Linked DNA regions of Homo sapiens: region 1 is linked to region 2. The links are chromatin contacts, found by Hi-C or POLR2A ChIA-PET in ENCODE. All regions are on one chromosome and are shown on one strand. The core of a region is the stretch at or near the end of the contact, and the rest is flanking DNA. Distances in the headings are between cores, read along the strand shown. Region 1 has its middle 13 kb from the start of NPBWR2. Region 2 overlaps MYT1 (myelin transcription factor 1).

The links. A loop is a pair of places that touch in the nucleus more often than their neighbours do. ChIA-PET counts read pairs that join two places held with the same protein, here RNA polymerase II (POLR2A).
Region 1: a map of Caco-2 shows a loop between it and region 2 (2.2-fold over the local background). The contact joins two enhancer-like sites. A Hi-C loop is called at or near these places in 1 of 168 maps with a recorded cell type or tissue (Caco-2). POLR2A ChIA-PET finds 5 or more read pairs at or near these places in 2 of 52 experiments (HepG2 and activated T-cell).

The regions. Positions count from the first base shown.
Region 1 is chr20:64,118,279-64,122,603 of GRCh38, forward strand. No RefSeq gene overlaps it. Among named protein-coding and RNA genes, the nearest start is that of NPBWR2, 13 kb to the left of the region's middle. RefSeq lists enhancers at 1,970-2,469, 2,138-2,432. Within about 2 kb of position 2,298, at least 2 of the 41 ENCODE cell types and tissues checked have a DNase peak (open chromatin) inside an H3K27ac peak, as active enhancers do.
Region 2 is chr20:64,222,015-64,226,345 of GRCh38, forward strand. It overlaps MYT1 (myelin transcription factor 1), which reads left to right. Exons shown (of 23, transcript NM_004535.3): 14 at 1-33; 15 at 1,097-1,159; 16 at 1,277-1,345. Among named protein-coding and RNA genes, the nearest start is that of PCMTD2, 32 kb to the right of the region's middle. RefSeq lists enhancers at 1,524-2,379, 4,326-4,331. Within about 2 kb of position 1,537, at least 7 of the 41 ENCODE cell types and tissues checked have a DNase peak (open chromatin) inside an H3K27ac peak, as active enhancers do.

The DNA of each region.
Region 1 (4,325 bases), core at 1,048-3,547, 100 kb before region 2:
GGGCAAAGCTGTGCGGGGCATGAGGGCACCCTGATGTTGGGGGGGGTGTCTGGGCAAAGCTGTGCGGGGCATGAGGTCACCCTGATGTTGGGGGGGTGTCTGGGCAAAGCTGTGCGGGGCATGAGGGCACCCTGATGTGGGGGGGGGTGTCTGGGCAAAGCTGTGCGGGGCATGAGGGTACCCTGATGTTGGGGGGGGTGTCTGGGCAAAGCTGTGCGGGGCATGAGGGCACCCTGATGTTGGGGGGTCTGGGCAAAGCTGTGCGGGGCATGAGGGCACCCTGATGTGGGGGGGGTGTCTGGGCAAAGCTGTGCGGGGCATGAGGGCACCCTGATGTGGGGGGGTCTGGGCAAAGCTGTGCGGGGCATGAGGGCACCCTGATGTGGGGGGGGTGTCTGGGCAAAGCTGTGCGGGGCATGAGGGTACCCTGATGTTGGGGGGGGTGTCTGGGCAAAGCTGCGCGGGGCATGAGGGCACCCTGATGTGGCGGGGGGGGGCGTGGGCGAAGCTGTGCGGGGCATGAGGGCACCCTGATGTTGGGGGGGGTGTCTGGGCAAAGCTGCGCGGGGCATGAGGGCACCCTGATGTTGGGGGGGGGTGTCTGGGCAAAGCTGCGCGGGTCATGAGGGCACCCTGATATGGTGGGGGGTGTCTGGGCAAAGCTGTGCAGGGCATGAGGGCACCCTGATGTGGCGGGGGGGCCTGGGCAAAGCTGTGCGGGGCATGAGGGCACCCTGATGTTGGGGGGGGTGTCTGGGCAAAGCTGTGCGGAGCATGAGGGCACCCTGATGTTGGGGGGGTGTCTGGGCAAAGCTGTGCGGGGCATGAGGGCACCCTGATGTGGGGGGGGGTGTCTGGGCAAAGCTGTGCGGGGCATGAGGGCACCCTGATGTGGTGGGGAGGGCCTGGGCAAAGCTGTGTGGGGCATGAGGGCACCCTGATGTCGGGAGGGGGGCAGGCCTGGGCTCAGCCAGAAGACAGCCCCAGTTCCTCCAGCATGGCTGGGCCCCATCCCACCTCACTTCCTTCCATCTCCACCTTTGCCGACTCCTGGGATCTGAGCCTCCTCCTGGTCTGTCTCTGGTTCTGAATGCCTCCTATGTGCCGGGTGCTGACAGCTAAAGATACATCCGTGTTTCATTTTGTCTCCACAATGGCCAGGGGCAGTACTACTGTCATCCCATCTAGCAGATGGGAACAGGAGGCTCTGATGGAGTTTCCCTGGAGCGTGCTTGCTAACCGTGGAGCAACAGGGCACTCAGCTTCCGCACGGAGCTTCCCAGAGCCTGTGGCTTCCTCTCAGGGCTCCGGCAGTGTTGAATGTGGGGAGCTCACACTCTCACCAGGGAGACCTCATACCTGCTGCTTATCACCTGGGAGATGTTTTCTGCCCACAGAGGCTCCGTCACATCTCTGGCTGCTCGGGGAGGTGAGTGGGGCCCTGCTCACTCAGGACAAAGGAGGCTGAGGTGGAGCTCTAGGCCCCTCTTCCCCACCCACTTGAGTGCACCCCGAAGGCACGTGGAGTTCCTGGGGTGCTGCCTGTGGTCGGGCCAGAGACTGCTCCACTGTCCAAACTGTGCTCATAGGTATGTGGCCTGGGGACTGTTGCCGTGGAACCGGGTAAAGAGCCCTGTGGACCTGTGCTCCCAACTCAGGCCAGTCAAGGGTGCCACTGTGGCCTAGATAGTCTCCTGAGGGGAGCAGACCAGGTGGAGGTCAGGAGTACAGGTCTGGGACTGGCTTTTTCCTTGCTGTGTGGCCCAGGGTGAGTTACCCAACCTCTCTGAGCCTCTGTCTCCTCACTTGTCAAATGGGGATCGTAATTTTCCTGCCTCAGGCTGGAGGCTTGCACGTGTTGGGCCAGCCCCATCTGAGGTCCCACCTGCCCGTGCTGCTCTGGACCTGGTCTGGGGTTTCGGCCTTGGGCCTGGGCAGCTCAGGTGGATGCTTGGAGGGAGCACTGACCTCAAGTCAGCTGTGAGTAGGACGGGAGGCTGGTGAGCGGCAGCAAGCTGCAAGCCACAGGCAGGGAGAACTTCCCGGAGGTAGAGAGAGAGAGAGAGAGAGAGAGAGAGAGAGTGTGTGTGTGTGTGTGTGTGTGTGTGTGTGTGTGTGCGCCCTTCTTAGCCTGGGCAAAGAATTGGGAGACCAGCAGGCCAGCGCTGGCTCTGCCATGGAGGGGAAGCACTTTGAAGCCCCACTGTTCCTGGACTAGCTCTGCTGAACCACAGAGGGGCCGCCGTTTTCCCTTGGCTGGGGTAGAGGAACAGGGTCCTTCCTGTGGCTCCTGGCTGAGCCAGGTTCTGTGCGACGCGGACCAACCCTGACCCCCAGTGGCCAGTTCCGAGAACTGCTGCAGAGGAAAAGGGACCATTCAGTAGGGTGGGGGTGGGGGCTTGCGCGGCATTCATTTTCGAGTGGACATGGGGGCAGGCAGGCCAGTCTCTGATGATTTAAGGATGCTGTGGTTTGAATATTTGTCACCTCCAAAACTCAAGTTGGAATTTAATCCCCAATGTGGCAGTATTGAGAGGTGGGGCCTTTAAGAGGTGATTGGGTCACAAGAGCTCTGCCCTCATGAATAGATTAATTTATTTATAGATTAATGGGTTATCATAGGAGTGGGGCTAGTAGCTTTATAAGAAGAGAGAGACCTGAGCCAGCACGCTCAGCCCCTCACCATGCGACGCCCTGCACTGCCTTGGGACTCTGGGGTTCCCACCAGCAAGAAAACCTCACCAGATGTGGCCCATTGACCTTGGACTTCCCAGCCCGCAGAACTGTAAGAAATACATTTTGTTTCTTTTAAATTACCCAGTTTCTGTTATAAGCAGCAGGAAACAGACTAAGACAAGGGGCAAGCCAGCCTCTGCCCACAAGGAGCTCCATTCTGGTGTGGAGAGACCCAAACACACAACTATGCTCTTTGTCTTGCTAGAGACTTGTTTTGTGGTGGCCCCAACCTCAACTTGCCAGCAATTTGTAAAAGAACCAAGTCAATTTTACACAGCAAATTAAACCCCAGGGTAAATGTGTGTACCTGGATTCCAATAGTAGGTAAAGATTCTTAATGGTGAAAACTATGACTCCTGTTAAAACTCTTGTGTTCTGTTCTTACCACTGAGTTTAAACAACAACTCTGTGCTAATCGTATAAAGAATATTTTTGTCTGGACTGTCTACGGCCAAGTTCTCCACCCTGGATGTGCACAGAATCCCCTGGGGACTTCAGGAGCTCACTGGAGCTGGTTCCACCCCCATGCCCAGGCTCTGATGTGCTTGGTCTGGGCTGGGGCCTGGGCACCAGTGTTGTCCTAGTTTTGTGTTGCTATGAAGGAATATCTGAGGCTGGGTAATTTCTTTTTCTTTTTCCTAGGTGAGGAGAAGGATAGAGGCTGGGCCATTATAAAGAAAAGAGGTTTGTTTGGCTCACGGTTCTGCAGGGTGTACGGGAAGCACGGTGCCGGCACCTGCTTCTGGGGAGGCCTCAGGGAGCGTGCACTCATGGCGGGAGGTGTCTCATGGTAAGAGAAGAGGCGAGAGAGAGGGGCGATGCCAGGATTTTTTTAAAACAACCAGCTCGTGTGGGAACTAATAGAGCAAGAACTCACTCATCACCATGAGGAGGGCACTAAACCATTCATTCTGGATCCTTCCCTATGACCCGAACACCTCCCACCAGGCCCCGCCTCCAACATCGGGGATTAAATTTCAACATGAGGTTCGGGGACAAACGTCCAAACTATAGCAGGTATTTCTGAAGAACACCCAGGTGTTTCAAAGCTGGGGTGAAGCCGTGGGTTAACACTGTTTTTCAGACATGGCTGGAGACCTGGGGTTCCTACACCACAGAGTCTCCCTGCCAGAGTTCTCAGCTCCTGGGGAGGCTGAGGTGGGTGGATCACTTGAGGTCAGGAGTTTGAGATCAGCCTGGCCAACATGGTGAAACCCCGTCTCTACTAAAAATACAAAAAATGTAGCCAGGCGTGGTGGCACACACCTGTAATTCCAGCTACTCAGGAGGCTGAGGCACGAGAATCACTTGATCCTGGGAGGCGGAGGTTGCAGTGAGCTGAGATCTCACTACTGCACTCCAGCCTGGGTGACGGAGTGAGACACTGTCAAAAAAAAAAAAAAAAAGAAAGAAGAAAGAGAAGTATCATGATAAAAGAAATAATATTTTAAAAAAAGACAGTGTGGTATTTGCATCAAGATAGACAGATCAATAGAACAAATTAGAGATACCAGAAATAGACCCACAAATATGAGCAAGTGATTTTCAACAAAGCTGCAAAGGCAATTCAATAAAGGCAAGTTTTGTTC
Region 2 (4,331 bases), core at 287-2,786:
TCTCTCCAAGGACATAAAGAAGGAGCTGCTCACGTAAGTCCCTGTTTGGCTGGCACAGCTCCTAGGGGACCCTCTGTGGCCTGGGGAGGAACAGGCCCTGGTCCCAACCCATGACGACCGGGTCTGCTCAGGCTTTCCCCGACCTGTCCTGACCACCTCGAGCCAGGCAGCCTGTGACAGGAGCCAGGGTATTCAGAGGTTTCCCAACACCTTTGTGTTGTGCTGGGCTTTACTGCAATCTTCTAAAAGTGATTAAGAACAAAGAAATCCCCTGGCCAAGCTCACCAAGCAGGACAGAGCAGGGCAGGGGCAGAGTGGAGGAGAGCTCCTCAGAGAGCTCTGCAGGAAGCCCTCGGGGCACCCAGAGGCCTGGCCCTCTCCCTGAGGCCGCAGCTGGGCACGTTCTGCCCTGGGCTCCATGGCCAAGGCCTGGAATGTACTGCCTTAGGGCTCACCACCCTCAACTCTGTCAGCCTGGCTGGCCCAGAGGCTGCGTGTCTGAGCTGGTCCGCATGGGGTTGGAACAGACAGAGTTGCTGATGGATATGAATCAGATGTCAATGACCTTCTGGTCAGCCTTCATTGCCAGCCACCTGTCCTAGGGGACTGTGAGAGGCTGTGCCTGGCACCTGCTCCACAGGTGATCCAGCTCTCACATGTGCTCAGAGTACATTTCTGGGGTCCCTCTTCTCCCCAACCTGAACCCCTCTTGTACCCTCACACTTGTAGCTTGCCCTCCTGGGAGTGGCTGGATCCAGGGAAGGCCTTGCTTCAGGGCCTGGAGAAGGGAAGGAGCTCCTCTGCCTAAATATTCGTGGGCACATACACGTGCACACACAGCACATGTGCGTCAGAGGCATCCTAACTTTAAGCTCAACTTTAATTTGGTTACTTTTTCTTCTTGAGTTAAGTTGTGTGGGAGAAACTTCCAGCCTGAGAGGCACCGGCTGTCCTCCAAGGACTGAGTGGAGGAGGGGCCACCGCTTGGCTCGCGGGTGAGCCAGGAGTGGGCACCAGTCTCCCTCGCAGAGCAGGCTCAGCCTGGGGGGCAGGTACACACCACTCTCCGGTCTGACACTCTTTTTCCTTTGTCCAGCTGTCCCACCCCTGGCTGTGACGGCAGCGGCCACATCACCGGGAACTACGCCTCCCACCGCAGGTTTGTCTCCTGCTCGGGTCCGTCTGGCCTGGGTGCTTCGTGGTGGGTCTTCCTCCTCTCCTCCTCCTCTGCTCTCCCTCTTTGGCTTACCCCAATATCCCATCTCTTCTCTTTCAGCCTCTCTGGTTGCCCTCTTGCTGACAAGAGCCTCAGAAACCTCATGGCTGCCCACTCTGCTGACCTCAAGTATGTTTGCGCTCCCTGACCTCCTGTCTCTTGGGCGGCACCCTCGCTTTGCTCTCCTTCCATGAGGCTCCTGCCAAAATCAGCCTTCTCCAAGGTGCCAAGCCTCAGCTGGCCCCAGCTCTCCTGAGATGGGCAGAGGGGCAGGGCCGTGGAGGGGCCGATTCTGCTTGGCTGGGGCTGCTCTGCCTGTGTGCACCTGCTCTGAGCTCTGCTGTTTGCCTCTCCGCTGGGGGCTAGGGGTCGCTGCAGGCTCCTGCGCTGCTCTTGACCCATCCCCCACCCTCCAGCCTCTCCTGAAGATCCCCGACAGGGCTGTCTGGGCCTGCTTTCTTACTGCCCTAGAGATTTGGGAAAAGCCCAGAACCGACCAGGGAACGTAAGCCCTGCCGTGGCTCGGCAGGCCACAGGCTGTGCGGCTCTTGCTAAATGAACTGAACGCTGATAATGAAGAGAAAGCTCCTTCCCCTCCCCTCTCCTGTCACGCTCCAGCTGCTTCTGCCTTGGCCCTGATGCCCTCCCCCCATGCTCATGCCTTCTCTTTGCTGGGCTCACCCGTTTCTGCTTCTGTACCTCCCTGCCCCTACCTAACACATGGGCAGGGCAGGCCCTGCAGGCACCAGCTATAGCTTGCTGGACAGTCCTGCACAACCAGGCGCAAGCACCCAGAGGTTTCCAGGGGTCAGTGTCCTCCTGGGGCTGGAGTCAGGGACTGTTACTGCCTTTGGTTTTCATGCCTCCAGTTGTGCTGTGACTCCTCAGCCTGTGTGACCCTGAGCCATGGGGAGCTCCTCCTGGGCACCGGGGCCGAGCTGAGGCCTTGGAGGAAGGGGGTCCCATTCTTGTCTCCTCAGGTCACCTCTCTCCAGGGGTGTCCCTCCCTCCCATAGGCCTCTGTGTTGGGGGCCCTGAATCCAGGTCAACACACCCTGGCTTATTCCATTCTGGGGCCAGACAGGATCCTGGGCACTGGTGCCTCTAAGATGAGGAAATGAACTTGCTGAAGGCTTCTAGGGACCTTGGCTGGCTCAGACCTGGACAGAAAGCTCTAGGTCTCCCAGAGCCCCCACCAGCAGCCTTGTCTCTGTTCCCCTCTGGAGGCTGGTCTGGCCCCAGCAGCCAGGAGGAGTGTGTCATGAGGCCCTTCAGTTCCCACAGAGTGGGGTGCAGCATCTAAGTTTCCTTCCTGGAAGTTAATAGCTTCAACATAAGCATTTTCTGAGGCTGAGATCACCACAGCAGCTGCACACATTGACTTATTCATTCATTCTGCCGCCCACTTTGTCTAGTCCTAGAAACCCAGGAAACACTCAGTCCTGCAGCTTCTGGGACTGTCCTCTCTCCCTCTTTCCTTCTTCTCTTGCCATCTTTCTTGCATTCCTTTTTCCTTTTCCAATTCTGCTTTCTTTTCCGTGATTAGTCTCCATGGTTTTTCCCATTTGGGCCTGAATAATTTAAGAGGAGAAATGTGGCTGCAGGCACTCAGTGGCCCCAAATGTCACCATGTCCTTTCTGTCCTGTGAAGTGGATGCTTGGGCGGATGAAAGGAGCTTGGCACAGTTCGGGCCTGGAGACATGGCCGTCTGGGAGAGTTAGTGCTTTTTTAAGACTAAGAGCCTGTGAAGAACCTTAACGCCAAACTTCTTTAGAAATAACGACCAAAAGCCTCCCCTGTGTGAAAGTGAACCGCTCATCAGCATCAGCAGGGTTTGGGCAGGCAGCCACGGCCTCCAGGCTCCTTCAGAAACTCCACTCTCCCCCAGGGGCCTTTCCATGGGAGGCCACTTCCTTTCCTCCCTCCGACCACTGCATGAGCTTGGGACGATGGTGGTCTCCCCCCGCCACGTGTCCTGGTGTACCAACCTCCTTGCTCTCTGCCACCTCCTGTGTGAGGCGGCATCGGGCACTGGCCCCTCCTGATCAGCCTCGTGGCAGCCATGGGTGACGGTGGCCTTGGGACAAACGAGGTTCCTTTCATGACTTCCCTGTCCGCACCTGGCTGCAGCGACAGTCAGATGATGTGTGTTCTGTGTTTTAAGTGAATCCCAAGGGCGTTCACTCTTCCCTCCCATGTGTCTGATGTGGTCAAGGGCTGTGAGGACATGGCCGCCTCGGGCCACTCAGCTCATCTTGTGTTGGGAGTTGAGCTGCAACCACACACACCTGCCAGGGCATGACAGGCTTTGTGCAGGGTGAAGAATGCCTGTCCACAGCACGGGGATGGGGCTTAGAGAGGTGAGACCTGGTGTGTATTGCCAAGGTAGAGGGTGCCCCTCAGACACGGTGTTCCCTTCTGCCCAGATGGGGCACTCAGAAGCAGGTGGTGGGAGGGGTGGATGTGGCTCCAGATTCCTGCAGCTGACCCTGGGGGTCCACAGAGCCATGAGGGGCATGCAGAGGGGACACCTGCTCCTCTGACTATGTGAGTACTTTCCTCTCTGGGACACAACTCTTGAGAAAAGCCATTGAATCGGGCCTTAGTGAGGACTGCAGGATGGCCCCCCCTGTGTGTTAGGTACTGCCGGCCCCTTGGGAGTTATACCCCCACCTGAGACTCACTCACAGATGCCATCGGGAAGTATCTCCTCTGCTGTTGATGCCACTCACAGTCCAATGCTGTGCTTATCCCCGTTGAGGCCTAGAGCTGCTGTGGGTCTGTCACTCTGGCCACCTGAGTGGCCACTTGCCCACCGCACTGAACCTGAGCTCTACCTGATGCTTTGCTGCCACTGAGACAAGGAGCTGGAGCCCCAAGTGGCCACTTGAACAGCTGCCAACCCAGGAAGGAGAGGCAGGCCATCTTCAGTTCTCTTGGCTGGCCAGCAAGGTATCCAATGTGTGGCCCACAGGGCAAGGATGAAGGAATGTGAGGCTCCCCAGGAGGGCACCCCAAAAAAACTCCTAGGGGCCGAAGAGAAGGTTGCAAGAGGTGGGGCCAGCCCTGCTGTGCCGCCACAGCCCTTTGGGTGCCAGGCTGTGCCCGGCTTCA